2 separate regions of the Homo sapiens genome follow, and region 1 is linked to region 2. A link is a loop called in an ENCODE intact Hi-C map of the cell type or tissue named here. Cell type or tissue: heart left ventricle. All regions are shown on one strand. Each heading gives the region's core, and the rest is flanking DNA. Links, peaks and the distances in the headings are about the cores only. Region 1 has its middle 7.6 kb from the start of CSNK1A1L. Region 2 has its middle 190 kb from the start of LINC01048.

Region 1 (14,801 bases), core at 16-8,015, 190 kb before region 2:
TGCCTAGGCTTAACTCGAAGCTCACCTTCTTTCAACTTAATCGTGCAGAAATGGGAGGCTTTTATAACAAAGATTTTCTTGTTTTCGGGCCCAGTCATTGTCCCATCTACTTCCTTAGCCATCATGTCTCCCTGGGTTAATGCGAGTCGGGGTGCCACCTCTTGAGGTTTTTCTGTGTGATCTCAGTGGTTGCTTCTTTAATGAGTTTAGTCAACAAGAGTTACTTACTGCTAGTTAAATTGAAATGTCTTTTTTTTTTTTTTTAAAGCGATCCTTTTGAAATTTTTTCATAGAGTGCTTTGAATTTAAATAGGATTCCACAGAGACGTTCTGGCAAAACTGACTAAATGAAGGATTCAAGTAAAATTTAACCAAAATATGGAGAAGAAACAGAAGCCGGCAGTTCTGAGCATTTTCTCAGAAGAACTGGGGCCAGCACTAGCAGAAAAAGCGGTACCATTTCAATATTTTTATGAAAGTTCACATCACAAATAACAAAACCCGTGCGATTATTTTGTTTTATGAGGAGATGGGATAGGAACTGAGTATAATCCTAACGGGGCAGTAGCAACGAATTTGGGGGCCAATGGCAGAAAGGCAGGAGAGAGAGGTGCAGCTTTGAAAGCAGGTATTCTCACTTTACTGTCTCACATAAGTTAGTGCTGTTAACTTTTCTGACCTGCATCAATCTATGGCGAGAGAAGGAGCTGGTTTGAGACATAGACGGGCATAGAACATTATAAAGTGCTTTAAAACATTTTTAAAGTCCACTTCAGACAAATATGTGAGGTGGGTAGCGCAGTATATTACTTGGCTTTGCAGCAGGAACAACTCGCAAATCTCAGTGGCTTACAATGACAAAGTTTATTTATCATTCAGGTTTTATGTAAGCTGTAGATCAGCTGCATCTCTGCTTCCTGTGTCCTCTTTGTTCTAGAATGCAGGCTGAAAGAGCAGCCTCCTTAGGAGCATGCTGTTCTCATAATAAAAGGAGTGGCAAATGTTACATTCCACTGGGCAAAACACATCACATGGCCAGGTCCAAAGACAGTGGGGTGAAAATACATACTCCTACCTCAGGTGGATAGTAATACAGTATACTGCTGGCATATTTTATTATTATGATTGTACTTCTCATTTTATACAAGTGGAAATCAAGGCATAGAGAGGTTAGATGAATTGCCCAAGACCACACTACAGACAAGTGTCAGAGGCCAATTTGAAACTGAATTCTGACCCAAGGTAGTTACTTTTTATACCGTACCAACTAGAATGGCATTTCTTTCATTTACTCATCCAACTTTGTTGAAATTTGCCTGGAGAACAATTTCCTTTCTAATAACCAAGAATAAAATTTATGTTGTTAACCCACTGCCCATTATGCTTCCTTCCCGTTCAGTCTTCCAGTCAATGGCTTCAACACGAACCTTGAAATTCAAATAATCTCTATGTGAGAGAAGTCACTATTCAAAAAAGTTACAGATAACCCATACATGGACAAAAGCTTGAATCAAAAAATCCCCTTTCAATTCTGGAACTAGAATAGTTTAATTATAGTTTATTTATTGTTTACTAAGTCCCATACTTTTTTGTACCAGTTAAATAAAGGCACTGTCTATAAAGAAGGTCAAGTGTAACTTATAATGGTGGTTGGGTGAACCTTCACTTACAGGGAAGTTGTGAGCATCTCCAGAATGGGGAGGATCAGTAACTGAAGTGATGATATGACCCTGAATAGCTTCCAATCCAGTCTCCCATGAATTCTCTTACCACAAGCCGGTGGGACTGCGGATTTTTCCCCGAACACATACTCCCTGCATTTTTTCATCTTTGGGTCTTGGCTTATGGTGTTGTTTCCTCAGCCTGAAATGCTTCCAGCCTGCTTTATCTTTCCCATCGCCCAGGTCTAATCCTAATAATCTCAGGGCTCTTCCTTAAATGCTGTTTGCTCCATGAAACCTTTTCCAATCTCCTCAACCAAATATAAATACTCTTTTTAAACCCAAACAACACTTTGCTTAAACTCTTGCATCCCCTCCTACCCTTTTGTCCAAAATTTTTCCATAAAAGATGTGCAACAAATAGTTTTTAAAATGGAAGTAAATTGAACTACTGTATTTCATAAAGTTTTGTGGACAGTGTGTGGGGTTGATGCATTCTTTATTTATTCATTCATTCAACAAATAGTTATTGAATGCCTCCTATTTGCAGGCATGAGTGACTCACCAAAGGTGGCATAGGTAGGTAATGATGGATTCAGAATGGAAATCCAGGATAGCCTGCCTCCAAAGCCAGTACTTTTAACCCCTACATAGACATCAACAGCCAGAGGCTCCTGAACGCTGGGTGGCTTCACTGTTGGGAATATATTAGTTCTGTTTCTTTTCTTTAATTGTATAAAGTATTTTACCAATGCATTTTAAAGCTATGATTTAGCCTTGATTTCAAAATTGCCTCTAAAATAATTTCTATTAATATAAGATGACCCCAGTAAAAGTAAAATAACGTATTCTGGGCAGGATTGTACTGGGTAGTATTGTACTGTTTAACAGCCAATTCGGGTTTTGTCAGTCCTGAACTTTATACAATTTTTTTTGTGGCCCTCTTTAAGAAAACAACAACAACAACAACAACAAGAACAACAACAAACAGGCATGAAATATTTAACTTAGGAAAAGAAATCATTGCAATTTACCTGAGTGTTAGAGGGTCAAGTCTTTTTTTTTATCCCCTAAGCTATCTTGATGCAATTGACCAGAAATTCTTACATAGAAATGCTTCCACATTGCAATCTGACTTCTCCTCCCCACCTGAAATACTTCACAACTCCTGTCCACTCCTAACACTTAGAAGGGACCTTGCAAAGGAGGCTTTATTCACTTCCCTGTAAGTCCGTGTCTGCTTTTGGCAATTAAGAAATGATACTCAAATGGCATTGGTTTTAGTCTCATATGAATTTTGGGGTTAATTTTCTGGGCTTCTTGGTATCTTTTCCCAGGAAATGGAGACACTTTAGTAGAATGGTCATTTGAGACACAAAAATTTCTTAGTTAAAAAAAAAAATTTTTGGCTATCAAATTGGGTCGGCAGTTGTCATTACAGAAACCATTTGGCATGAATATAATCTCCTTTTGGAACTATTTAAATAGAATACAAAATAAATCAAAATATGTTCTTAAATAAATAATGCTGTCACTAAGGGATTTACTGACATTTATGTGGCTCAAACACTATGTTCAGAATAACATTACCCAGAATCAATCACTTCAATTTTAAAAGATCCTGGAGATGACTAACTTTATAGAAGGATTTAAGTCATTTTTTCCTCAAAGCTTTTTGGAAGTATTGGCACTGCAAAGACAGTGAGACACTATTGGAAATGAGGTTATTTGGTGTAGTATCAAAAATCACAGCAGAGGGCGTCATTGTAATGTGCTGGATTTTTCTTTCTTCATGAAAGAATATTTTCTCCATGGCTCTGCATCTTTCTGTTCACTCATTTTGAAACTTGCAATATGTTTATCTGAAAAAAAGAAAACACTTAAATACCAATTTTACTATATTGAGAATGTAGGGTTCAATTTCAGCCTTAAAAATCATTACTTATTTTGTTTGGTTCCCATGAAGTTATTGCAATTCTGGCACCTTTCTGGACTTCCTTCCAGAGCAGTGAGGAGTTGTGTAACCTCTTTTACTTTTTCTTGCAGGTTGTCACCTTATTAAGACCATTCAAATTGTTGGCAGATCATTATGTGAACACATTCATTAATTATGTTACTTTATTCAAAGATCAGAAAAATTACATGAAAACAGTTCATGACATCACACTTATTGCATCTTCCAGTTCCTTTCAGTGAATTTTGCTTAAGTTCTAACAGCTATCTACTCTAATACAAAGAAAAAGCTGTAAGTTGTAATTATGTCAGATGTTCAAAATGAATGAGACTAAGTATAAATGATTCATTAATTTAGGTTGTTTTAATTATTTTATGGATTCATCTTGTGATTAGTTTGACTGTGATTAGGGTGAACAATGGATTGGAAAATAAAAGGATTGGCTGAACTACAGTTTAGTGCATCCTGAATGTGCATACACAGGCTTGCACTTAATCCCAGTGAAGTTCCTTTTTGACAATTTTGTCTAAGAGAGAGCATCTCCAGCAGAGTACAAATATTTTTTATAACTCTGGGTTCTGCAGTCAAATATATTTATTTTTCAAGTCTCAACCTGGTTCCTTATAATTATGTTCACAGAGATATTTAATTTTATCCAATCATCATACACTCTAACAGTACATGTCTAGCATCCTGTTTTTTTAAAAACAGTAGTCCTAATGATCTGTCAGAAAAGACATATTTTTGAGATAAAGGAGTTTCTAAATAATGAATTATTGTTTAGTACCAGCTTTTGGAATCCTTACATTTTAAGGAACTTGAATAATTTAAATATTAGATAATGTAACTCCTCATAAAAACAGTGTCTAGACAAGGGCCAATATTGCATTGAGATTGGATGAACATTTTATTTTGCATATAATTGTTGTCTATAAAACAAAATACTAATAATAATGGCTACCAGTTAGACAATTTAGAACATGTCTTACTATTTACCTTTGTGGTAAAACATTGCATGTTTTAATTTTTTTCTAATAAAATATTATACAATAACAAAACTGGACAATATTGTGAAAAACAACCATTTCAGGGCTCTTGAAATTCACCAAAGGCATACAACAAATTGAGAAGCAATTATTCACAAAAAAATGCTGAATGTAAGTTAGTAGGAGCAGTGGGAGTCTATGGTATTCTTATCTGGGGCTTCTCCTATCCATGTCTTCTGTACCCCATTCCCAAGGTGGATCTGTTGAGAAGTTTATGAGAGCACTGCTGAATATGAAAACCAGCAGCTTCCCTGCCAAAGGGGGATCATTCGGTTTGGCGCACAGTGTGGAAAAACTTCACACCCAGTGGTGTTGTCAGTAGAAATAGTGATCTTTGTGGCAAATGAAAGGAAAAGACTAGCTGTTCAGGTAGTCTGAAGTTACAGTCTTGGTTGCGGCAAACAATGGACTCGTAGACAAGCCTGGAAGTTAACAGGGAGATCTGAGAAATGATAGCCTTGGAGGGCCTTGCTAAGTTCTCCATGTATCTATGCAGGGGAGACTATGAGAGAATCCAAATAAGCCACATATCTTTGGCTAAGTGTGAGACAGGCCACAGAGGAGGTGCCACCAGAAGGCCTGGTGAGAAGTAATAGCCAAAGTCAACTTGACAACTGATTGAGTGAGTCAATGGCAAAACTTTCTTTGGATTATTTAACTGGTATTAAAAGACTATGCAAGGATTTTACAGTTTCTTTTATTTTTGTAAATTCTTCATAAATTTTAAATTCTAATTTATTGGAATATATTCTAATTTATTGGAATATATTCTAATATGAAGGAATACATATATTCCTTCATAATAATTAGGAATAATTTAGGAATACACTAGAATGGGGAAATGTTTTTTAATTTCTGAATTGTGACTCTCTGAGCTCATTCCCCATCTATAGATTAGAGCTCTTTATTGGCTTTACTACTTTTTTTAATTTTAGAGGAATAATATCTATGAGAACCTTGCAATATTAATAGTAGCTTACATTTATTGAACACCTATTATAAGGCAGACATTGTGCTGTGACTTTACACACATTTTATGTCATTTAATTCTCATACTGGCTTTATGGTGATGTTATTCCCTTTCTGGGTGCGGAAATTGGAGCTTAAGCAAAATAACTTTTCCAAGGTTATAACAGCTAAGAAGTGAAGTATGTGGAATGCACCTTGGCAGTCTGATTCCTGAACTCAGATCCTTAAATACTATGCTATGTTTTCAGATGATGGTGCTATAGAATACAGAATATTTTTCTATGACTATAATAACATAATCTGATAGCAATTAAATTACCTTATGTAGAGTTATTGGTACATTAAGCAGGTTTTATATTTCAGTTTTTTTAAAAGAAAACCTTCATATCAAAGAGAATTTCAAACAGGTACAGAAGTAGATAATAATGTAATGATCCTTCATGTACCCTTCACACAGCTTTGAATACTTTTTATAAGTGCTAAAATTACTGCTATCTATGCTAAACTTTGCTGCAAAAAGGAAATATTATAGACCAATTTTTTGTACAGTGAGCATCAGTAACTGTTAATTTTGCAACTAAAATGTTCAATAATGGATTTTACTAACTCATTACTTTGTGAGTATTTCCTTTTAAAATAGGCACACTAAGGCCAGACCCTGTGGCTCATGCCTGTAATCCTAACACTTTGAGAGGCTGAGGCAGGAGGATCACTTGAGCTTGAGTTTGAGACTGCAGTAAGCTATGATGGCACCAGTGCACTCCAGTCTGGGCAATAGAGTGAGACCCTATCTCTACAAAAATAAATTAATTAAAAAATAAGTAAATTGAATAAAATAGATACAATACGTTTTTAAAAGTAGACAACTCTGTGCAAACAACATGAAGAGTACAAGGAGGAGAGGGTTGTAAATATTCTGTGGCTATTTGGCATAATGGAGCAAATGACTGGAACGTAGCAGGGTAGAGCTGTGGAATTTGGTTTACTCATCCTCTGTTTCTTTAAGATGCTGCCTATGGACCTCTACGGGTCTCCCAGCCTCTGTCATGTGACCCCGGGCTAGTCATCTTCTTTTAAAGACTTTTTTTTTTTTTTCTGAGAAGTTTTAGGTTCACAGCAAAATTAAGCAGACAATACAGAGTTCCCATATCCTCCCTACCCCCTGCCAGCCATGCATAGCCACCCTCACCATCAACATTTGGCACCAGAGTGGTACGTTTATTACAATTGATGAACCATTCATACCTCATTATCACTCAAAGTCCATGGTTTACATTAGGGTTCACTCTTGGTGTTTGTCATACATTCTGTGAGTTTGGACAAATGTACAGTGATGTGTACTTACCATTAAAATACCATAAACAGTAGTTTCACTGCCTTAATAATCTGGCTTGGTCTTTTATTCATTACATTTTCTCTTTTATAAGCATCAGTATTGTTCTTTCCTGGATTTCTAATAATCATGTCATGGTTTTCAGTGACTTGTGGAGAAACTGAGAACCAGTTCTCCGAATCTTGTCCACAATTACTTGGCATAGTAGTATTCAACAGAGCTATGGTAGTTTGCAGGACTGGAAGGAAATAGTAATATGATCATATTTTGTTCTTTTAGGCCACCTACAGAAATATTTTGTGTTATAGAGAGGATTTAACTTCTTTATTTGAAACCTTAGATCCCTTGAATGGGATATGATGTTTTATGCCATATGTTTCTGTAATAGTCTTTAAATTCTTGTTGTCAAATGTATTTCCAATAACTCTGGCTCCTGAGAGAAACTACTCTATTTTTCTGCTTTTCTTTGGCCTCTAGAATGCTAGAAACTGCATTTTGGTTATTCCTGTAATTTGTGGCCCTTTAAAATACTAATTGTCTTTTGCTTTTCAAGAAAACTCAAAATCATGTAAATGAGAGCTATTTCCTTTGACTCCTTAAATCTGGAGTGGGCAAGCCCACTGGTCAGAGTAGGATTCCTGACAATATCCCCTGTCTACACTATAGCCCAGGTTGCCATATACACAGTGGAGTTGTAAAGATCCTGTTTTCTGTTCAGCTAGAGTTCTTGCTGCTGAACTAGGTGGATTTTACTCAGTTTTAACATAATCTGCAGATTGCATAGCACAATCTACAATTTTGTGCTACATTTTGTGGAAAATTTAGATGACTAAATGTTTTTCATTTTGAAGGACTTAGAAAAGGCAGTGTGGAGCTGTTAAGAGCTCAGATGCTAGAGAAAGCCAAACACTAGCTCTGCCACTTACAAGCCAAGCGGTCCTAGGAAAAGTGCGCTTCACTTTTTTTATTTGCATAAAGGACATATTACTAGCAATCTCAAAACTGTAGCTAGGATTCATTGAAATAATGCACACAAAGCCCTTGACTTGGTCTGGTGCACACTAAACCCTCATTGTTACCTGAAAGAAGAAAAGTGGTAACAAAGTACACTTGGATTTCATAACTACAAAGTCTCTTCCCTTCTAGGATCCTCCAAGGGGGTTCCATAAAATCAAGTATGAAATAGTCTTTAATGGAAGGGCTAATATGGTCTGGTTAGAGTCCATGAAGACTTCTGGATTCTTGTTGCTCTTGTAAGGTTAATTTGGATTATACTATTGTGTTGAAGGACATAATTGGGAGCCAGGGGAAGATGCTTTTGTCTCTCTTCAGAGTATAGTTCTGTCTTCCACCCATTCTGAGAATCTAATGTAACTCTGAAGATGATAGCAGGGCACTTGTCTGGTTTTTGTTTAAGTTTTTCTACCACAAAATCTCAAGTTCCGGTAACCTGAAGGGCTAGTCTTTCCTTTGTCTGGTTTGGTGGTTGCTAGAATAGAGTCTACCTGCTAACGTTTTATTTCAGAAATATTTTGTACAAAGCTTCCTTCATCTGCTATTGTAATGTTCTTGTTAACATGCAACAGTTTGCTAAGGGATCTCTGGCTTTGGTCCTGGCAGTCTGGAGGCAATGAAATACGTACTGCCAGGTATGTATCATAGAACATTTCCATACAACTGAGCAGAAAGGCAGACTCTCATGTAGAATCAAATGAAATAATAAAAAAATCCTGTAAATCTCAAAGATCCCATCAAAATTCTTGGATGGAATTACTTAGACCTGGCGAATAGAAATACAGCAGCATTTTCAATGATTTAAAAAAATCTCATTGAAAATACTGGTGACAGCAAAGCAAATTAAAAGTTTAATATCATTTTGATTATATAGTATTTTTATAAAAAGTCTTAGTCCTTTCGCATAATTGATATGGTGAAAGAAATTTTGGTTATATGCTCAAATGTGAGAAGAGCTTGGTTTAACCACAAGATCCATTATTTAATAAATATGTAATCTTGGACCAAATAATGTTCTGAGCCTTGGTTTTCTCCTCTGTAAGATGGGGTTAATAATCTACCTACTTCGTTTGGTTTTGGGGAGGCTTGAGTAAGATAATATGTATAATCTGTAAAGTACTCTGTAAATAAAATACGTTAATCATATGATTTCCGATGTTCAAAACTGAGAGTGATAAAATCTTACATTTGAAATGAACATTAGAAGACATCCAATGTATGCATCTTTCAAAAATAACATTGTTGAAATTCAAAATGTAACATTCAAAATATAACATTCAAAAATAACAACGCTATCTCTGTTTGGTCATTACCAGCAATGCATTCAGACTACTTAGGATGCAAGCATTCCACTTGCCATTGGGCAAGTTTCTTAAATTGGGCTCTTTAGGAAGCAGACTTAGGAAAATTAAGGTGCGGGGCATTTATTAGGGAGTTGGCTTGGCATCACCCCTGAGAAAGGAGAGAAGGAGATACTATAGGGCAGAGGACAAAGGCTTTAGCTGAACCCATGGTGAGCTTGGGCCTTCAGTGGCCCCTCAGAGTTATCATGAATTTGGGCTGGAGGGCCGGGCCTTTATACCTCCATCATGACCAGTCATTGCAGGCTGGCTTCCACAAAAGGAGGTGCCATCTTGGCAAGGCAATTCTCTTCAGCTGAGGCCATCCCCAAGGAAGGTTAAAAACTGAGGCACATCTTCTGGCAGTCCTCCTGCAGCTAGTGGAATAAGTCCTTCCTTCCTCAAGGAGACCCTGTGAATTATGGCATCCACCACAGCAGGCCCTACAGATAAGACATTCTGCCTTATATTGAGTTGACACCTTCCTCACTGTGACTTTCATGTAAGCTATTCTCTTCTGAGTCAATTCCAAGTCTTATCATTATTTTCTAACAGATAATTCTTTACTATATTCTGGCAACACTAGTGCTGTAATACTGATACACATATATGTATCTATATCACATATATAAGATATATATCTCACATAGATATCATATACTCAAACGTATATTACACACACATATATAAGGCTCAAATATATATTTATACACCTTTGCATATACATATGCCCAACTACACCTGACACATAGCTGTTAGTGACCATAATTATGTCATTTATTGGAGATAATAAAATAAGTCTGCTCTTCTAAGAGAATCAGATTAGGAGATTCTGTTTTGGACATATTGAATATGAAGCACTTTTAAGACATCCAAGTAAAAATGTTGGGCAGGCATTTGAATTTACCTGGAGCTTCAAAAAGGGTCTACTGTACAGATAAGTAATTACAAGTTGGTGTTTATATAGTAATTGAACTATGGGTCATGGGTGATATTATGAAAAGAGAATAAAGAGTAGAGCAGAGAGAGAAGAAACATTCTAGTAGGCATGTTGGGTTTACTTTGATTAGCAAATTGGCTTTTACAATTATTAGAAAATCATTTATTTGCCAGTATTTAAAAATCAGGAGGTTCCACATGATCCAGATTGAAGCTACTCTTGAAAAACTAAAAAATCAGGCAACATTTATTTTTTTATTTCTGCATGCCAGTAATGACCCAGAGCTGGGTTTCCCCTTTAGATACTGGATTTTCCCTTCAGTGGAGGGCTTCACCCCCTGAGGTGTGTGCAATCACTAGTTTAGTGTCGGGAGAGAGAGGACCCGTGGCTGAGACACAAACAACATCAATATTTATTTATTTTATTTTATTTTATTTTTTATTATACTTTAAGTTCTAGGGTACATGTGTACAACGCGCAAGTTTGTTACATATGTATACATGTGCCATGTTGGTGTGCTGCACCCATTAACTCTTCATTTACATTAGGTATATCTCCTAATGCTATCCCTGCCCCCTCCCTCCACCCCACAACAGGCCCCGGTGTGTGATGTTCCTCATCCTGTGTCCAAGTGTTCTCATTGTTCAGTTCCCACGTATGAGTGAGAACATGCGGTGTTTGGTTTTCTGTCCTTGCGATAGTTTGAAAGAGCATCAATATTTAAAGACTGGTGGGTGAGAAGTCTGGCACTGAGACGTGGCCAGAGATGTAAGAGGCTGCAGCCCATAGGTACAAGGGGAGAGAGAAGTGGTTAGAAGTATACAATTTTTTTTTTTTTTAGGCAGAGTTTTGCTCTTGTTGCCCAGGCTGGAATGCAATGGCGCGATCTCGGTTCACTGCAACCTCTGCCTTCTGGATTCAAGCAATTCTCCTGCCTCAGCCTCCCGAGTAGCTGGGATTACTGGTGCCCACCACCACGCCCAGCTAATTTTTTGTACTTTTTTTTTTAGAGAGACAGGGTTTCACCATGTTGGCCAGGCTGGTTTCGAATTCCTGGCCTCAGGCGATCCACCCGCTTCGGCCTCCCAAAGTGCTGGGATTATAGGCCTGAGCCACTGCTCCGGGCCAGCACTATAAAATTCTTCAGAGAAGTAATACCTTTGGGAGATGGAGCTCATTGACTTTAGGGAGAGTGGTTTCGGTGTAGCAAAGGGGATGGAAGCCAGATTGAAGTGGGATGAGTGAATGAGGGGTGGGGAAATGAGGAAAAGAATGTGCACAATGAGAAGTGTAGCTTTGAAGGTAAGTACAGAAATAGGGATTAGCTGGAGGGAAGTTAGGTTGTGTTGAAATGGGGTGGGGGAGGGGGTTGAAGGGCAATAGGAAGAAGAGAAATAGAGGTATTTTTCACATAACATTGCTTTAAATATCCCCTCTCACTTTTAAGTGGTTTGAACTATTTCTGAAATGTTAAGAGAAGTGAAAATTCAAGGATGTTAGTGCTTTGTTGAAAACAACCGTGACCAAAGTACTTGGGTAGTAGAAAACTTAGATTGTACAGCTCAAATTGAAATGGGTAACTAAATAAAAGATTGAAAATTTTCTACTTGAATTATTTAGTCCAACACTTCATGACCTCATTTTGCTTTTAACGAAGAAAATCTCACATGGCATGAGAGAGAAATTTCATATTATTTGAAAAGTAAAGTCTTAAGTCTGACTTATTTTTCAGATAAATAACGTCTTTGACAAAAACGAAATGAAGCATTTTTGTATGATTCTAGTGCAAACAGAGATTATGTGACACTAATACACGATTTAAAAAATGTTTTCCTATATATGTGATAGGAAAAACATTATGGATTTTCTTCCTGGAAACATTTCACAGATTCTTTCGTTGAACACCTATATCATGGATCACTCTGACTCTAGCACCCCTCAGCTCAGGGAAAGCAACAGTTTTCCTCAGTGTTCCTATAGCCCCCAGAGAGTGCTTGCCAAGTGCTCAGCAACATTTCACTGCTTTGTGCCATGCCACCGGGTGCTTTGTTCTATCCTTGGCATGCTATGGTAGCTTCTGGGGCTGCTGCCCAAACCCTACTGGCTTGCTGATAATTTATCTCACTCTTGGCAGAAGGTGCTCTAGAGTTAAATTTTTTCCACAGCCCAGTTCCCCCAGGGTGTGATAATTTAGGGTGGAGACGGGGAAGAGAGTGACGGCCTCTCTCTTTTGTGTTAATTTCTTTTAGAGGGATCTTAATTATCTAAGGTCCCCATGTGTTCTGAGAGAAGTGGCTTTTTCTTATTGCTTATGGTTCTTTTTTCCTTAGAGTCAGCTATATCTGTTTAGGGGCTAGAACAGAGATAGAGTTTTTACTCTATCTCTGATATGCTTATATATCAGACTTCCTTTTCAAATAATAAATAAATATCATGCCAGGTAAGATTTTTTTAGTTAAAAGCAAAATGAGGACATGAAGTGTTGAATTAAATAATTCAAGTAGAAAAATTTTCATTTTCTATTTAGTATTTTTTTGTGTGTGTTGTGTGTGAGAGGGGGTCTCATTGTATCACCCAGGCTGGTCTTCAGTTCCTGAGTTCAAGCGATCCTCCTGCCTCAGCCTCCCAAGTAGCTGGAACTATAAGCACGCAGCACTGTCTCCAGCCATCCCTATATTAATCTTCAATCAGCAGGTCATCAGGATCACCTCCAGAATTATAAAATATGAATTTTCAGATTCACTCACTGAATCCCTATTTTCATAAGTTTGTTCCAAGCATCTGCATTTTTAACAAGTTCCAAAGAGGGTTGTAATATATACCCTTAGTTAAAAACATTGCCCTATGTATTCTTAACTTTGCTCCCCAACTCTCCAGAATAAAGACAGGTATCACCCTCTCTTTAGATGGCTTTTTTTTTGTTTGTTTGTGAGGAAAAAACATTCAAAATTTTTTCTCCAACAAACAGCATTGGCAAGTACAACTACAGGGGTTTCTCCATAGATCATACATTCATGAGGCATTATTAGCTTAACATTGAGAAAGCCACTGGTATGTTCTCTGTAACAATATCCACTTCATGTTTAAACAGGTACTATTATTTTGTTCACTTACAATTCCAGAAGGAAAGGCATCAGTTGGAAAATTTTTTTTTTTTTTTGATCCTAAAGTCAGATGCAATAACAGAGACAAAATTTTGGGTAACAATCTTGATCTACATTTCAATAAGGGCCTTCCACAAAGAGGGGAAAAACTCTGCCCAGAAGTTAGGGTCTTTCTCCTTCCTCATTAAATCGTTGGAACAACATTTCATTGTTTGTTCAACATTATTACATGTACAAAAGAGGATTAAAAAAAGGAATCACAAAAATATCTTGAATGTCCAGCTATTCTCACCAATATGTGAATTCTTAGGTTTAAGAGAGGGCCTGGGAATACTTCGGTGGTCATAAAATAGGAAAATAAGACACTATGGCTACAAAAATAAAAAAATACATCCCCCTTTGGCTGGAATGCACATGCTCCAGTAATTCCAGGTAGGTTCTATACTAATTATTAAATGTGTTTCTTTGCTCAGCTCTTCTCAGTCCTTTATCTCTTCTGATTAACAGGACCTTTTTAATGTTAGGTCCCTGGGATAGATCTGAATGACAGCTATAGCCATTAACTGAGAGCTCTTAACATTTCTTATTATATGTCTATGCATCTTGCTACTTATCCATCTGTCCATTGATCTATCTTAATTTATTCATCCATTAATGACAGGTTTGTTTATATTTATTGAGTACTTGCTGTGTGCTGGGTACTGAGGATATAAAGGTGAGCATGGCAAACCTGGTCCTTGACTTCGAGGGGGAGGAATAATTAATGTTTGCACAAATAGGTAATTACAAACCATGATAAAGGCCACAAAGGTTGATGTGAGATTGTTTGACAAAAGCTTCAGATCTGGGCTGGTGAAGTCAGGGAAGATTCTGCTGAGGAAATTACCTTGAGCTAAAACCTGAAGGGTGAATAGATGTGCCAGGGTATTGGAGGTGGGCATGTATTTTGAATCATTTCCTTGAGTAGACTATCAGAAGCAAAATTTCTGGGTCAAAGTACATGACTTTTAAAAATCATTTAAATGTTTTTAATTATAATTTTTTTCTTTAAATTTTAAATTCATTTAAAATTATTTTTATGTGATTTAAACTTACAGAGCAGTTGCAAATATAGTGTAAGGACCTTTTTTTTTGCCTTGAACTATTTACCAGTTTCCACTATGATGCCCCCAAACCCCCAAATAATTTATGCGAATAGCCTTCAAACAAGGACGTTCTCTTATATAAGCACAATATGATATTAAAATTCTGGGAATTACCGTTGAATTATTAGTACTTTCTAATCCTTAGACCTCATTTGAGTCTTGCCAGTTTTCCCAAGTGATATCTTTTGCAACAAAAGATCCAGTTCAGAATCAAGTGTTGCATCTTGTCGGGTCTCTTGAGTTGGCTTCAGTCTTGAACATTTCCTCAGTCTTTTGTTGACTTTGAGGACTTTGA
Region 2 (15,722 bases), core at 3,965-11,964:
GAATCAATAAAAATTTCAAATTATTGCATGAGTAGAACTCAAATTAAAATCTGTCTAGTAAGCTACATTATGCAGTTGCCAATGAAAGCAGCAGGAAGTGTCAACTGTTTGGGAGGATCTGCGGTGTACTTGGACTTGCCTGGCATTGTTATTTGCTTCTAATCACTCTGGGAAGTGTTGTGGTGGAAAATAAGGCTAAGAGGAAATGTGCAGAACAGCCAAGGAAGCTCCTGGGAACAATCAAAGCAGGCTATGCCAAAAGGTTCCTGATATTCCTTCTAGACGCTCTGTACTGCTTCTCTGCGCTATCACTTCACAAAAGAGGGGCTCTGCTTTCTTCCACTTCAGATTTTATGTTGGTTTGCATCCGTAGATTATCTCCACCTGTGTTTAAAATGTCTCATGTGAAATGCCTGCAAGAGAGTGGGATCACTGGGTTATCCTGTATCTGAGCAGTGTAAAGGAAAATTTCTCTAATTTTGGTAACTATCCAAGGTTTGGGTTTGAAGAAGAACATATACAGCATGATTTAAAGGGAAACAAGGACTATTTATTGATATATTGGCCATATAGCTCTTCGTCTTTTAAATTGTTTTTTTAAAAATATGCATTGAGGATTTAAAAATCCTTTAAAACTAGTTTTAGAAGAACTGGTATAATATTAAGTAGATTATTTTAACTTACCTAATAGTATGATTCAAAGTAGCACAAGTTTTTTTTTTTTTGCTTTTCCCACAAAATCCATTTTAAAAAGCTATAATTGTCTTTATATCTATATGCTGATGTTGTGTGCAATATAGTGGAATGAAATGAGTCTGGGTCATACTTAGTTCAAAATATTATTCTACCTCTTCTTTTTTATGACTCCTTGAATAAGTTACTTAACACTCTTGCATCTCAATTTTTCTTCCTGTGATGTGGTTAAGTATTTAATTGTAAAAAAATGCAATCATTTATGAAAGTATTAGCTTAGTGCTTGACACAGTGAGCACTTGATAATAGTTACTTTGAATTGGAATATGGTCTCTATTGCTCCTCTGTCCTTACCTCCATGGATCATCCAACTGGGAGGTAGAAATCTTTTTCACATCACCTTTGTAATTGTAGAGTTGCTAAATAGCCTTATTTACTACAAATTGTTACTTTTAAGAAGCATATTTCTTCTAACCATTTGAAAAAGGAGGAAGAGTAGAATTCAGCAAATATCCAGTATATACTGTGTTCTGGGAGTAAGGAAGACAAATATTTCTTGGTATCCAACTCATGTTGTTAGCAAGTAAGTGCCTGGAGCACGGTAGGTTGTTTTGTAGTCTGTTACATGATAGGCCCTGTGCCAGGCTCTTTGCACATTGCTGGCGGTGGAGAGAAAGGTCCTATCCACAGAGTTTGTCTTTCCATGTGGAAGGAATTCCACAAGTATAAGACTCTTGGTGGCTTATCCAACTCTCTCCTTCAGTGCTCCCAAGATTACTCGTGAGTTTGGAAAGAGGAATTTTGCATATGTAGCCTAATTCTTTTTATCTCATCAGTGTCAGCCTGCAGAGAGAACATATTCATCTATGACCTTCCTTCTATTCCAGTGGAGAGATCTACAGCCTTCAGTATTGCCTGTGACTGGAGTAACTCTGTTTAATTTGAGGATCCAGTATTAGAAAGCTCGTGATTACTGAACACTGAAGCCACATTCATGAATCCATCAGTAATAAAAGCTATCTTTGTTTTCCTTCTGCCTAACCCTGCTTTAATCTCGCAAACATTTCTAAAGTTAGGAGGGAAAAGGATGTTTTCACTTATTAGCTTTAAAAAATCCTATTATACATTTAACCCACATATCTGCTGACTTGTTCGCCTCTATCTGCATAACAGCAGGATCTCAATACCTCCCAGTTATTTCCATATATTTCCAGAATGATGTCTCAAAATGTCCACACTCTAGATGTGGTTGTCCTTTGGGCCCAGACTTTTTCTTCTTATGTTTTAGCTCCCAAGTGCATAGAACTGCTACCTGAGAAGGTTCATTACTGTCATTGCACATCATGGTTTACTAATTTACTTTAAGATAAATGTCTCCCCCCAAAATACTTTGCATCAAGCTATAGCCCTTGAGTTGCCAAAATGTTGTAGGGTTTCATGGATGGCCTTTTCCCAATACTATCCCTCAATTTAAAATAAAATTAAAGGCCCAGAGAACCTCTTCTTGGGCTCAATGTCTTACAGAATCTTTCATGGAGAAGAGTTTAGTAATTTTTGACCTCATCCCACTAATTATACGGGCTGAAACATAGAACTGTAGTTCTGTTTGGAACAGACATGATAGCATCCCTACCATTTATCTCTTCTCAGAGTATAAAACTCCAGTCACAAAGTCCCTTTTCTTATTCTTTTTGCAAAACACAAGCTCCTATGTATATCACTTGCTGCAAATGGTTATCTTGGATATAGGTGTCAGAATGAGGGTTGATGGATGGTGGCCTGGTGATGAGCCCTGACTTAATCTGCCTTAGACCATAGATTGTGTACCTTTTGTTTTACTTCTTTTCAGTGTTACTCTAAACACCCTTGGGTGTTTACTACTATTATAGAAGACAGGTTGTATAGGTATCTCCATAATCTGATATATATTTATCTTCATGAATAGAGAGGCATGGTATGTGAATAATTGGACTTTATGTATTCACCATTGCTTAGCCAAGTGCATTTCCATGAAAATTATCCTGTGGAAATGACAATATTCATTTCATTAAGAGGTGGTTGGTTAGAGAGTCACAAAACATATTTTTGTTCTCCTAGTTATGTGCAGGTGTTTGGAGGCAACTCAAACCTCAGACTTTGTGGACCAAAATGAATCAGAGACCTGAAATTGACTCCTCTTTTCCACTTTGGCTGACTTCCTTTAGTTCATGAAATTAATCTCTGAGTCTGAGAACTCATTTTAAGGTCGACTATGTGTACAGATGAGGATAAGAATAAGAGATGTAGGTAGAGCAATGAAGAGGTAACACGACATAAGCATTTAGAAAGCAGTGTTTAATCCTTGACTTTCCACTAAAATGGCCATTAAAAATTAATCCTACCCCAACTCCGGCTACATACAAATAAAGTAATTTTCAAGGAAAATAAAAAACACAAGAGAAAAATCTCATCCTAAAGTGTGTTTACATTTTCCAAGAGATTTCAAAATGGCAACAATAATTCATTTTCAATTGTTTCCACATTTTGCATTGAAAATATGTTGGCTATGAAAATTACTAGAAAACAAATACAGAAATGTGTTCTTTACCATTGATATAGATGCGTCGTCATGAATCTAATATCTATTTAGCCTTCTTCCTTTCATTTTGGCGGGGGCTGAAATTTCAGCAGGGACAGTGAAAAGCCCATGGAAATAAAAATTAGAATGTCTCCAGAAAGAAAGAGGAAGTAAAAGGCAAGTACTAACTGGTAAATATCATTTGAGGTGATTTCAGATAAGGCCATAACCCAGGTTAAAAATATATCAAAACACAATTGTCATTATTATAACATAAACTAATAAATATTAATTAGATCCCTATTTTGGGCGAAGTACTGTGTTGAGCACTATGGTAGATACAAAGATGTTAAAATGGACTCAATGTGTGTAAGAGGATTACAGTCTAGAACAGGTAGTTGTATATATGCTATTGAATACAGCTATGCATGTAAGATGTAGTCTATTATAGTACAGATGTATAAGTTATTTCAAAGTAGCACATTAATAATTGACAAATAAATAGTAAAACTAGTAAGTGCTTAAGAGGAGAAGTAAGGCAGAAAGACACCACTGCCTTCTGGGGTGAGTTTAATTCTAGCATCAGCCAACATTTATTCAACCCTTACTATGGGCCAGGCAATGTTCTATGGACTTCACATGTATTAACTAATTTTATCCATATGATAACCCTACGAGGTAGAAACAATTATTATCATTCCATGTTGCATATATGTATTTGTTTTCTAGTAATTTTGATAGCCAACATATTTTCAATGTAAATGTGGAAACAATTGAAAATGAATACTTCTTCTTGCCATTTTGAAATCTCTTGGAAAATGTGAACATACTTTAGGATGAGATTTTTCTCTTGTGTTTTTTATTTTCCTTGAAAATTACTTTATTTGTATGTAGCTGGAGTTGGGGTAGGATTAATTTTTAATGGCCATTTTAGCTATATATGGAATGATATTATTATCATTCCATGTTGCAGAGAGGTTGAGTAACTTGCCTAAGAATTCTGGAGAGTCAGAATTTGCACCTCAGCTGTCATGCTTCGGATGCTGTGTTCTTAATTACGGCTCAAGACTCTGCATGAGGAATTTTGGTTGCTGGTCCTTCAAATTGTTGTGATCCAGATATGTCCAAGCAATTTGCTTCTAAAACAACTATGAATACTAAATGCATAACACAAATCATACATTATCTAAATTAATTGTTAAATGTATGTTTTTTGGAAATTAATGGCCAGCCAGGGTCATTTGGTCATTTTTGACTCTGCCCCATTTCTTTTTCCCTTTACTATTGTTAAGAGCTATTGTTGGAGAAAAATGCTTGGGAAAGCTCATGGGTTGGATGGTGAGACCTTGTGAACATTTCAACAATGAAAAACAGTCACCAAATTGTTAAGCCATAGAGAAGAAAAAAACTTTCATTTCCTAAGATGGAGGGGGAAGAAAATAAGAAGAAAGGTCGGTGGGAAGTAAGAGCAGTTAGGAAGATGTGAGGTTGGGAGACCAGATGAGGTACAAGCTGGAGAAGGGGTAAAGAAAGGAATTCCAAAACCCATGTTTGTCAGGGAAATTTTGAGAAAAAAGGGTGTCTGAAAGATGGAATTTAAAATTTGAGCTATGCCACATCCTTCTTTTCTGAAATCTTGAATACAATCTCCATTGCTCATAAAGGTCAGTGTGAGTAAAATTTTTTAAATAAGGTAATGTTTGTTTTAAGTTTTTGAAATCAGTGAAAGGTATGTTTTCACAATTCAATTGCCACCATGAAACACTGAGACAGACCGTCCATGGGGAAGGAGAGGATGAGGCAGAAGGAGATCATGGGAAGGCTTAACACACTCCCACAGCTGTGGAATTGTGGGCTGAAGTCTCATTCAGATTTAGTGGGACGGGATATCCACCAGTCACTTCCACTGACACAGCTGGCATAGTTACAAGACCTGATCAGTTGAAGGTGGTTAACGATTTTCTTTTCAGTTACAATCAACTTCCAGACTGTGAGTTTTCCCTTTGCCTGATAATACTGTAATTTTCCTCACAAGCCTTTTTCAAGTTGTCATGTCTTTTGGGAGTCTTACGATTACACTCAAATTCTATTAAACTCTGTTTTTACTTGACTATGGTGGAGATATTAATTACCGGTTACAAGCAACTTTCACCCACAGCTATCCTGTTATGGCTGAAATCGTGGTGTTCTAATCCCAGATTCTTCTTCTTTTTTTTATAGCACCTGTCAGGACTTTTGCATTAGTGTCAGTCATACTAATGCTAAAGCTGTTCTCATTTTTTAGTGAATTCCTTAGAGGTTGAAATTATTACTTTTGATGTCAGTTCTCCTTCCTTTATTAAAAATTTTCTGTCAGAGACCTAGTCAGAATTGCTAAGGATCTTTTGAGGCTCCATTAGTCTCTCTTCCTTTTAGATCATGTGTTTTCTTTTTGCATTTCACCCAATAGAAGGGAATTCTAAGCGGCCTCATCCCTTGCACATTTTCGGAGCAGTTGCAGAAAATGCTTTGTGCTGAGGGTCAGGGGCTTAGAATTAGGTTCTGGCTTTTATTTCTGCATCTACAAAACAGTGGTCGGAACATATGATTCTTAGTGTTCTGGTTGTGGGGCAGCATTTTGTAAACTATAAATAGCTGTAAACATTTTTGGATATTATTATAAAAGAAAAAGATATAAAAATGTCAGTCAAAATATTTTCTGGGTTGAAGAAAATAACCTGTTTTTCCTCTTAAACTCTTTGACGTTAGAAAATGGGTGCAGAGGAAATCTTAGCTGCTTTGGCAAGGGAACTCACCCAGGGTGAAGTCTTTCACTCTTGGTTGCCACTTGGGAGAAGAATCATAATTCTGAGTTTTTACTGAGACAATAATGAAAAATAGAGTTGCAAAGCACAGTGATGTGGACCCAGGAAGGCATGAAGAAACACAGCAGAAGGCGGAACTGACCTTTTTGTTAAAATTAACAGCTTATGATAATTTTCGGCTCTCCCTTATTCTTTGCATGATAAGACATAGATCAGATAGGATTTTATTTTATTTAATGTATTGTATAGAACCTCAATACATTTATTTGGAAAGAATATGTTGTTTCAGTAACAAGATTTTTTGTGTCAGAAAATATGTATCTTTTTGTAAATTGAATGTAAATAGCCATTGTAAGACAGAAATGTTAGTATGTGTAACATGAGTAATCGTATTTATATAGCTTCCCAAATCTTTGAAGTTCACAGAATTTTAATAATTAACCTTTCTTTCCACTTATAGGATCTTTTGGCATGCTCAGGTGCTCCGTGAAGTCTACTGTAATATGCTATATGTAAAGTGATTTCCCGTCTGTTTTGGGAGAATATCTAGCTCTGCATTCGCCACGTACAGGCATGCTCATATTTTCCAGTTTTAGACATAATGAGTAAATGCCACATAGTAGCATTTGAAATAAATTAACCAAAGAAGACTTAAAGATTGTGTGAATAAATATTCAATAATTGGCTATGAATCATGTACTTGTCACTATGCAAGGTGTATAGAAACTCGGTTTCTAACTACTGAATTTGCAATTGAAGAACAAGGGCAAGAATAGATGGTGGATCTGGTAGGGTACATTTTGTGAGTTAAGTTTTCTCTTTTAATTTTTTCTCCACTTTGTAGAGATGTGAAGACAAGGTGCCTTCTCTTCTGGCCTAAAAGGGAAAATATTTAGACATATGGGTCACAAAAGCCATTTATGCTTAAAATATTTCCTTAAAGCCATGATTAAATATCTCTGGCGTTACGAGTTCCTGGAAAAACTCAGAGTGTACTCTTCTGATTAGGCCTGGGATGTTGTCCCAGCCGTCTTGTCTCCTTGCCTCCACCTGGCTGAGGCACATCCTCTGTACAGTATGTGCAGTACTGTTGGACTGCTGTTTCACTACTAATCAGAGTAGGTTGCACACGTGGGCTGGCCACAGGGGGCCTGCGCCCATGGTACACTGTTTGAGTGGAGTTTTCCACTCAGTGTTTGGTTTGGCCCGATCTGCGCGATGTCTTGCCAAACCTGCAACTCCTGTCAGAAGTCACTCATCCCTGGATGGGAAATACTCCTCACGCTGTTGTCAGCAAACTCTGATCTTTCACTATAAACCTGGCAGGATGTCTTTTTGGCCAGACAAAAGTATCGAGAAGACAGATTTTTACTCTGTGAAGAACGTGTCTGCAGTGGATAGTACTTGTACTAGTAAAAGTATTTAGGGCTGTGGTGTGGGTCAGCTTTATCCACTTAAAAAAACAACAAACTCATAAATGTAGCACTGAGAAGCCCCCCAATTAAAAATAAGAGAGGCAATGACTATTCCAGTTGAGTTGCCAAAGTAAAGCGTAAGGTATGGTACAGGATGTTATCTTAGAAACAGAATTTTGTGTTTGGGTTTTCTTCTACAAAGTGATTGTGAGTTCTTCTACAAAGTGGCACATGGGCATACACATAGCTGTGCCAAGGGTGTAGTGATTTTGGCACAGACGTTCGGGTCTGACTTTCCACAGGTGTGAGAACAATGTTCTGGTTTTTATATTTTGTTCCTGTGCCCAGATCTCCCATTCTTTTGATACACTGTGGGTATGACAAGTGAAGTCCACAAATTAAATCAATAGATAAATGTTTCCTTTTATCTAGTATTGTACTAGGCATGCAACTTATTATTTTTTAGAAGTTAAGTACACAGATCGTATGTGTACTGCTCCATAAATGTTCACAGACTAAACACCCTCATATTCCTACTACCCATGTCAAGAAATGGGACATATATCAGCACCCCAGGATTCTTTCTGTGCCCCTCATTGTCACTACCTGATGCTCCTTTTCCTGAACAATCTCCATGCATACTTTTGAAGTATATATAAATGAAATTATACAGTCTGTACTTTTTCAGGGTTTGGTTTTGTTCAAAGTTAAGATTCTGAGATGCATCCATTTTATTGTAGGTAGCCATAACTTGTTATTTTTTGTCATAGTGTTCTGTTGCATGAGTATGGCAAAATTGTTGGTCTGTTCTGTTGTGAATGGATAGCTGGGTTGTTTTCAGTTTTGAACTATTGTAACTCAGGCATCTGTGATCATGTGTGTATAGTTTTTGATGAAAATTTATATGTGCATTTTTGTTAGCTATAAAAGTAAAAGTAGAATTTCTGGGTCATGAGGTATGTTTATTTTAGCTATAGAAGATATTGTTGAAAGGTTTTCCAAAGCAATCATAACACATGCTCCAATCAGCAATATATGAGAGTTCCAGTTTCTCTAGATGCTTACCAACAGTTAGTATTGCTGATAGTTTCAGTTTTACCATTCATAGTTGTAAAGTGCTTTTTCCTAATGACTAATGAAGTTGTACACTTTTTCGTACGTTTAATGGTCATTTATTTGCATATGAACCAATTCTTTTAAATAATTTGTCAAGTTTTTTGCCTAGCTTTGTATTGGGATTATCTATTTCTTATTGATTTAATAGTTGTCCTTTGACGGTATAGAATCAAATTCTTTGTTGATTCTCCCATTCTGTGTCTTTCTAATGTCATAATGGGGTCTTTTGATGAACAGATGATTAGTTGTGTGTGTGTGTGTGTGTGTGTGTTTCCTGTTTAAGAGACCTTTTCCTATACCAAAGTTACAAATATACTTCTCTATATTATCTTCTAGAAGCTTTACTCTTTTATCTTTTATATTTATATCTACAGTCCATGTAGAATTGATTTTTGAGTATGAGATGAGGTAGGTGATAAGTTTCATTTTTTTCATATACAAATGAATTGATTCAAAATTTTATGTTGAGATGACCATTCTTCCCCTGTTGCTCTTCAGCATCACCTGGTCATAAGTCAAGCGTCGGTCTGTGTGTTTCTGAACACTCTATTCTATTCCATTGGTCTATTTAGCTATCTTTTTGCCACTACCACATTCTTTTCATGGCTGTGGTTCTATAAGTTATGATTTCCTATATTAAGTAGATTCCCCAAATTTGTTCTTCTTCATTTGAGGGAGGAGGTATTTGCTTTCCATATAAATGTTAAAATCAGCATGATTTTTTTTTTTTTCTGAGATGGAGTCTTGCTCTGTAGCCCAGATCTGGAGTGCAATGGTGCGATCTCAGCTCATTGCAACCTCCGCCTCCTGGGTTCAAGCAATTCTCCTGTTTCAGCCTCCCAAGTAGCTGGGATTACAGATGCACAATATCATGCCTGGCTAATTTTTGTATTTTTAGTGGGGACGGGGTTTCACCATGTTGGCCAGGCTGGTCTCAAACTCCTGACCTCATGATCCACCCGCCTCGGCCTCCCAAAGTGCTAGGATTACAGGTGTGAGCCAGTGCACCCAGCGAAATTTTTTTTTCAAATAGAACTTGCTGAGGTATTTGTTGGGATTACATTTCATTTGTAGGTCAATTTGGGGAGAATAAGAATCTGTGCAATATTGACTTTCAGTCCATGAACATGAATTATCCCTTCATTTACTTTATCTTCCTTAATTTTTCTTAATATAATTTTGCATTTATTGAGACCTCATGCATCTTTTGTTAGATTTGTTCTTGGATATTTGGGGTTTTTTTTTTTTTTTTTGAGACAGGGTCTCGCTCTGTCTCCCAGGCTGGAGTGCAGTGGCACGATCTCAGCTCACTGAAATCTCTGCCTCCTGGGATCAAGCGATTCTCCTGCCTCTGCCTCCTGAGTAGCTGGGATTACAGGTGCCTCCCACCACACCCAGCTAATTTTTGTATTTTTAGTAGAAATGGGTTTTCACTATGCTGGCCAGGCTGTTCTCGAACTCCTGACCTCACGTGATCTGCCTGCCTTGGCCTCCCAAAGTGCTGAGGCGTGAGCCATCATGCTTGGCCATTCAGTGTTTTTCGATGATCATCATAGGTAGAGTACTTCAGAAGCTGCTAAGAAAAGGTTTGGTGAACAGGCTATTTATGAGGGGTCAACACCTGCGGAAGGAAGGAAAAGGAGGCAGGATTGGGAAGATGAAGAAGTCAAACTGCAATGTAAAGGTGACAAAGACTCAGCCAACCCAATGAGGTGCTCTAGAGCAAATATAGCTCTTCAGAGAAGACCCTTGATGGGCTGAAATGGTCAGACCTTTATGCTCCTGCAGCAATCAGTCATTGGGCATGGACTGCCTTGGAAAAGTACACACTCGTGTGAGGTGGCTCTTTGCAGCTGACATCTTTAAGGAGCTCCCAGAGCTCCCAGCCCCTAGGACAATAAGACCTTCTTTGGAGTGGAATCTAGGTGGTGCATCTCTATGTCCACTATAGTCTACCCTCTGTGGTGTATCCATCACACAAGACCTTTTATGCTGCTCAAATCCACTTCTTCATGTAATTCAAGCAGTAGCTCCTTCAGGACTCTGGTGGACCTGAACTTAGAAGAGGAAGTTTAGTAGGAAGAACTGTATCCCCCAACAGTGCAGATGGTGTTGGGCTGGAATTGGTATTCATTGTCTGTGTTAGTCCATTTTTGCATTGCTGTAAAGAAATATCTGAGGGTGGGTAACTTATGAAGAAAAGAGGTTTAATTTGCTCACAGTTCTGCAGGTTAGACAAGATGTGTGGTACTGGCATCTGCTTCTGATGAGGCCTCATGAAGCTTACAATCATGGCGGAAGGCAAAGGGGGAGCAGGTGCATCAAATGGCAAGAGCAGAAGCAAGAGAAAGAGATGGGGGAGGTGTCACATTTTTTTAAACAACCAGATCTCACATGAACTATCAGAGTGAGAACTCACTTGTTACTGTAGGGGCAGCACCAAGACATTCACAAGGGATCCACCACCATGACCCAAACACCTCCTACTAAGCCTTATCTCCAGCACTGGGAATTACACTTCAACATGAGATTTGGAGGGGACACACATCCAAACCATATCATTGTCTCTTCAACCTCCACTTCCTACCCCTACTCTCTATTCCAGATTTCCTTCAGTCTCAGCTTATCTTTATAGCTAATCCTGAGGGGTCTGAGATCCTAAATTCCTTGCTGTTTTCAAGCCCAGGTTTCCATGCCTGTCACAATGTGGTCACAAAACGTTGGTCAACCCCAGGGAAACTTCTAAGCAAATAAGTCTTATCAGAGTTGCTGCAGTCAACTGATCAGAGTTGCTGCAGTCACTCTGAGCCACTGCTCAGAGCCGATTTACTGAGACAGCAGAACTGCAATAGTAAAAGAGTTTAATAAATGCAGGGCCAGCTGAACAGAAGACCACAGTTTGTTATTCAAATCAATTTCCCCAGATTTGGAGATTGGGGCTTTTAAAGGATAATTTGGTGGGTGGGGAACCTACAGAATGGAGAATGCTGATTGATTGGGTCAGGGATAAATCACAGGGGGTCAAAGTGGGATCTTCCTTCTGTCTTCAGTTCCTGGGTGGGATTACAGGACTGGTGGAGCCAGTTTATTGGTCGGGTGGCACCGGCTGGTCCAACAGAATGCAGGGTCTTAAGAATGTCTTGAACACCAACCTTAGGTTTTATCATAGTGATGTTATCCACAGGAGCAATTGCGGAGGTTACAAATCTTGTGGCCTCTGGCTGGATGACTCCTGAGCCATAATTTCTAATCTTGTGGTCAATTTATTGGTTTTACAAAGGCAGTTTTGGTCCCCAAACAAAGATGGGATTTGTTTTAGGAAGGGGCTGTTATTATCTTTGTTTAAAAGTTAAACTCTTAATTCTTCCTATAGTTAGTTTGGCCTATGCCTAGGAATGAGTAAGGGCCACTTGGAGGTTAGAAGCAAGATGAAATTGATTAGGTCAGATTTGTTTCACTGTCATAATTTTCCTATGTCAGATTTTTCTTACAGTCATAATTTTTGCAAAGGCAGTTTCATTGCCTTCCAGGATGATCAGTTATTGTATGTGAACTGCCTCAGGAAGGGCGTGCTCTTGAGCAAGATGGCTCTTTGATATTGAGGGAAATCACAAAGGGACTGAGAGAGAGGATGAGACCAGAGGACTACTTGAGCCCAGGAGTTCGAGACCAGTCTGGGCAACATAGTGAGACCTCATCTGTATAAGAAATAAAAAAATTTGGCCAGGCGTGGTGGCACACGCCAGTAGTCTCATCTATTCAGGAAGCTGAGTGGGGAGGATCATTTGAGCTCAGAAGTTCAAGGCTGCAGTGAGCCGAGATCACGCCACTTCACTCCAGCCTGGATGACAGAGTGAGACCCTGTCTCAAAAAGAAAAATAAGTTAATAATAAAAGAGAAAATAGGACATATTGAAACTTGTGGGAAACAGCTAAAGAGGCAAATGTATAGCTATAACTGCATATACTAGAAAGGAAAAAAGAATAAAATTAATGATTTAAATATTCATCTCAACAAATTAGAAAAAAATTAGGAAAGTAAATCCAATTAAAATAGAAAAAATAGTAAATATAACAGAATTTCTACCCTAGTTGCTAAGAGATTATACATATGTTTTTGACATATTAGATCTACTCCAAAATAGTATTTTTATTACTTTCTAGATCATGTTAGGACAGTGTATTTCCATCCTTTTTGTGATTTTATGACACACATTTTAAATTCAAATAAGTTAATATTATTTTTATATAATAAATAGTCATTTAGATTTACTCGTATATTTTTACTCTCTATTGTTGTGCATTTGTTTCTCAATTTCCATGCTTTCACCTGGGATATTTTTCCTTTCGCTGGAAGAAATCTCTTTAGTATACTTTTTTGGAGCAGTTCTCCTGGAGATAGATTTTCCTCAATGTTTGTTTGTCTAAAGACATCTTTATTTTATTTTCCTTTTTGAAAAATATTTTCTCCAGATGTAGAACTCTAAGCAGTTTCTTTTCTGCACATCAGTCACATTTTTCTATCATCTCATGGCCTCCATTCTTTTTTTTTTTTTTTTTTTGTAGACAGTCTCACTCTATCACACAGGCTGGAGTACAGTGGCACGATCTTGGCTCACTGCAGCCTCTGCCTCCCAGGTTCAAGCTATTCTCCTGCTTCAGCCTCCCAAGTAGCTGGGACTGCAGGAGCCCGCCACCATGCCCGGCTAATTTTTGCATTTTTTAGTAGAGACGGCGCATCACCATGTTGGCCAGGCTGGTCTCAAACTCCTGACCTAAGGTGATCTGCCTGCCTCGGCCTCCCAAAGTGGTGAGATTACAAGCATGAGCCACCATGCCCGGCTGGCTTCCATTACTTCTGTTGAAAGTCAGCCTTATTCTTTGGAGCTACTAACTATTTTTTTCCCCTCTGGCTAGTTAAAAATGTTTCTTTTTGCCATTGGTTTTTGGCATTTTTACTATGATACAAAACTGGATATGTTGTTTTGTATTTATCCTTCTTGGGTTTGATAGAGCTTTTTGAATTTGTGGATTGAAGTCTCTGTTGTTTTGGAATATTCTCAAGCAATGTCATATAAGATACTTGTGCCCTACCAGCTCCTCTCCTTCTAGGGTTTCAGTAACTTGTCTGTTAGATCTTTGAATCATGTCCTGTAAGTTTCTTATCACCTTTGTTTATTTTCCATCTTTTTTCTCCTTCTCTGTTATTTAGTTTGGATACTTCAAATTGACCTATTGACCTATTTTCCAGTTCCAATTCTCTTTTAATTAATCTGGAAATTCTAATCTATTTAATAAAGTTCTTAATTTTAATATTTGCCATTTTCATTTTAGAATTTTTAAATGATTATAGTTTTTGGTCAGTTTCTTTATCTTGCCATCTATTTTTAAAAAATGTTAATCACATTTATTTTAACATCCTTCTGTGAGAACTCAAAAGTCTACATTACCTGGAGTCTCTTCCTGTATTTTATTTTTACACTTTTTCTTGATTTCTGAACATTTAACTCTTTCTCTCCTGGTATACCTAAAAATTTTGTAAATTAAATGCCAGATAGGACTGAAAAAATACAGAGATAATTTGTAGAGTTTTGCCTCTTTCTCCAGGGAGGACTTAATGTTAATCTACCTGGCAGTTAGAGCGGGAGCAGATTACCTTTACCAAATCTGGGATTGAGCTCGTTCAACACTGGATTTTTATAAGAGCTTTGTTCTTAATCCTACAGTCTGGTCCTTTCAAAGTCTTTTCCAGAGGTCTGGGTTGTTTATCGGGGCTGTCTTTTTTGGGAGCCCCAGAACTCCCATGTTTTCCTCCTCAGGCTCATTAGGCTGTTGTGAAAACTCAACTCAACTCATAGTTTCAGGGTTTTGGTCACTGTTTTCTGCTTTGCTTCTTGGCCTCTTCACCTGGCTCTTCTTATAGCCTGACAAATGCCTGGAAGGGAAAAACACTATGCTCCACTTCCCTTCTCTTCATGATCTTGAATTCTCAAATTATTATCTTCAAACAAATACATGGTGTATTTTCTCCAACTTTTCTAATTGTTTCAGACTAAGCTTGTGGAAGAATTGTTCTGCAATTCTGCACTAACATCAGGAACAGGCAATCTTGTAGGCTTTCTTCAGTGAGAGAAAGGTACTCAGTTTCATGTTATACTCCCAGTGACTTTCACAACTCTTGATGCATGAAAGTGCTCAGAAATTTTTTCAACGAATAAAAATGTGCAAGAGAAGCATGACCTAACCCATATTCAGAAGCAGGTTTTGATCTGAAGAAACAGCCAAGGTTTAGTCAAGAATTCCTTAATGCTTAGTTTAATACCAAGATATTTCATAGAATCTTTCTTCACATCTTGAATTCTCTTATCCTTTTCTGCCCTGAAAAATATTTGAAATTCCTCAAATACAATTTATCCTTTAATCTTATATTGTATTAATAGTGCATTTGATGTTATAAGCTGGGAAATATATTGGGCATATTAGCATAAGGTGAGTTCTAGAAGACAGGCTCTGTCATATGTCTGCTACGTTCTTCAAGATATCTCAAGCAGTGCTAAACACATCGATGGTGTGTGACACTTCCTTTAAGATATAATACAGTCAATATTGAAATTTTATATTCTAAGAGTGAAGGGCTAAAAATATGTATTTTATGCATATTTTAATAAAAATCATTTTGGTGTATTTAAAAAGTTTTAGGAAATAGGCTGCATATAAAGCATTGTTTTTTATGTTCATAAGTAAGCATCCAAATACACCATCAGTGTCATTCATGGCTGCCACCATGGCCTGGTGAGAGGGTGGCAAAATCATAGTGACAAAAAGCAAGAAGAGCTGTTTATTGCAAGCTTGATATGCACCCAATACCATGGTAATTATTTTATAGAGATGGTCTCATTAGTCCTTATAATAACTCAATTCAGAGGTGCTATGGTAGTCCCAATTTTTAGATGAGGACACTGAAGCAGAGAAAGATTAAGTCACTATCCAAGGTTATAGAGCTAGGAAGAGGAGGAACTAGGTCAGTGATTGTGGTAGGATGTGACCTAGGAAAATATGTTACTCTGTTCAACTCTCCATTTCAAATTCTCCAGTCAATCCCTGATCCTGGTAATGAAGGAGAAAGAGAGATGTATGA

The links. A loop is a pair of places that touch in the nucleus more often than their neighbours do. Peaks named below come from ENCODE experiments on the same cell type or tissue, not always from the same donor. Only the 100,000 strongest peaks of a DNase experiment are listed, where the experiment ranks them.
Region 1: it touches region 2 in a loop (2.3-fold over the local background); 3 of 110 quality-filtered maps call a loop at or near these places.

What each region holds. Positions count from the first base shown.
Region 1 is chr13:37,105,859-37,120,659 of GRCh38, forward strand. No RefSeq gene overlaps it. Among named protein-coding and RNA genes, the nearest start is that of CSNK1A1L, 7.6 kb to the left of the region's middle. In heart left ventricle, for the core only: a CTCF peak has its summit at 3,428 (motif pointing right); no DNase peak of the experiment used is centred there.
Region 2 is chr13:37,288,064-37,303,785 of GRCh38, forward strand. No RefSeq gene overlaps it. Among named protein-coding and RNA genes, the nearest start is that of LINC01048, 190 kb to the right of the region's middle. In heart left ventricle, for the core only: no CTCF peak of the experiment used is centred there; a DNase peak (open chromatin) is centred at 7,228; H3K27ac peaks cover 1,922 bases.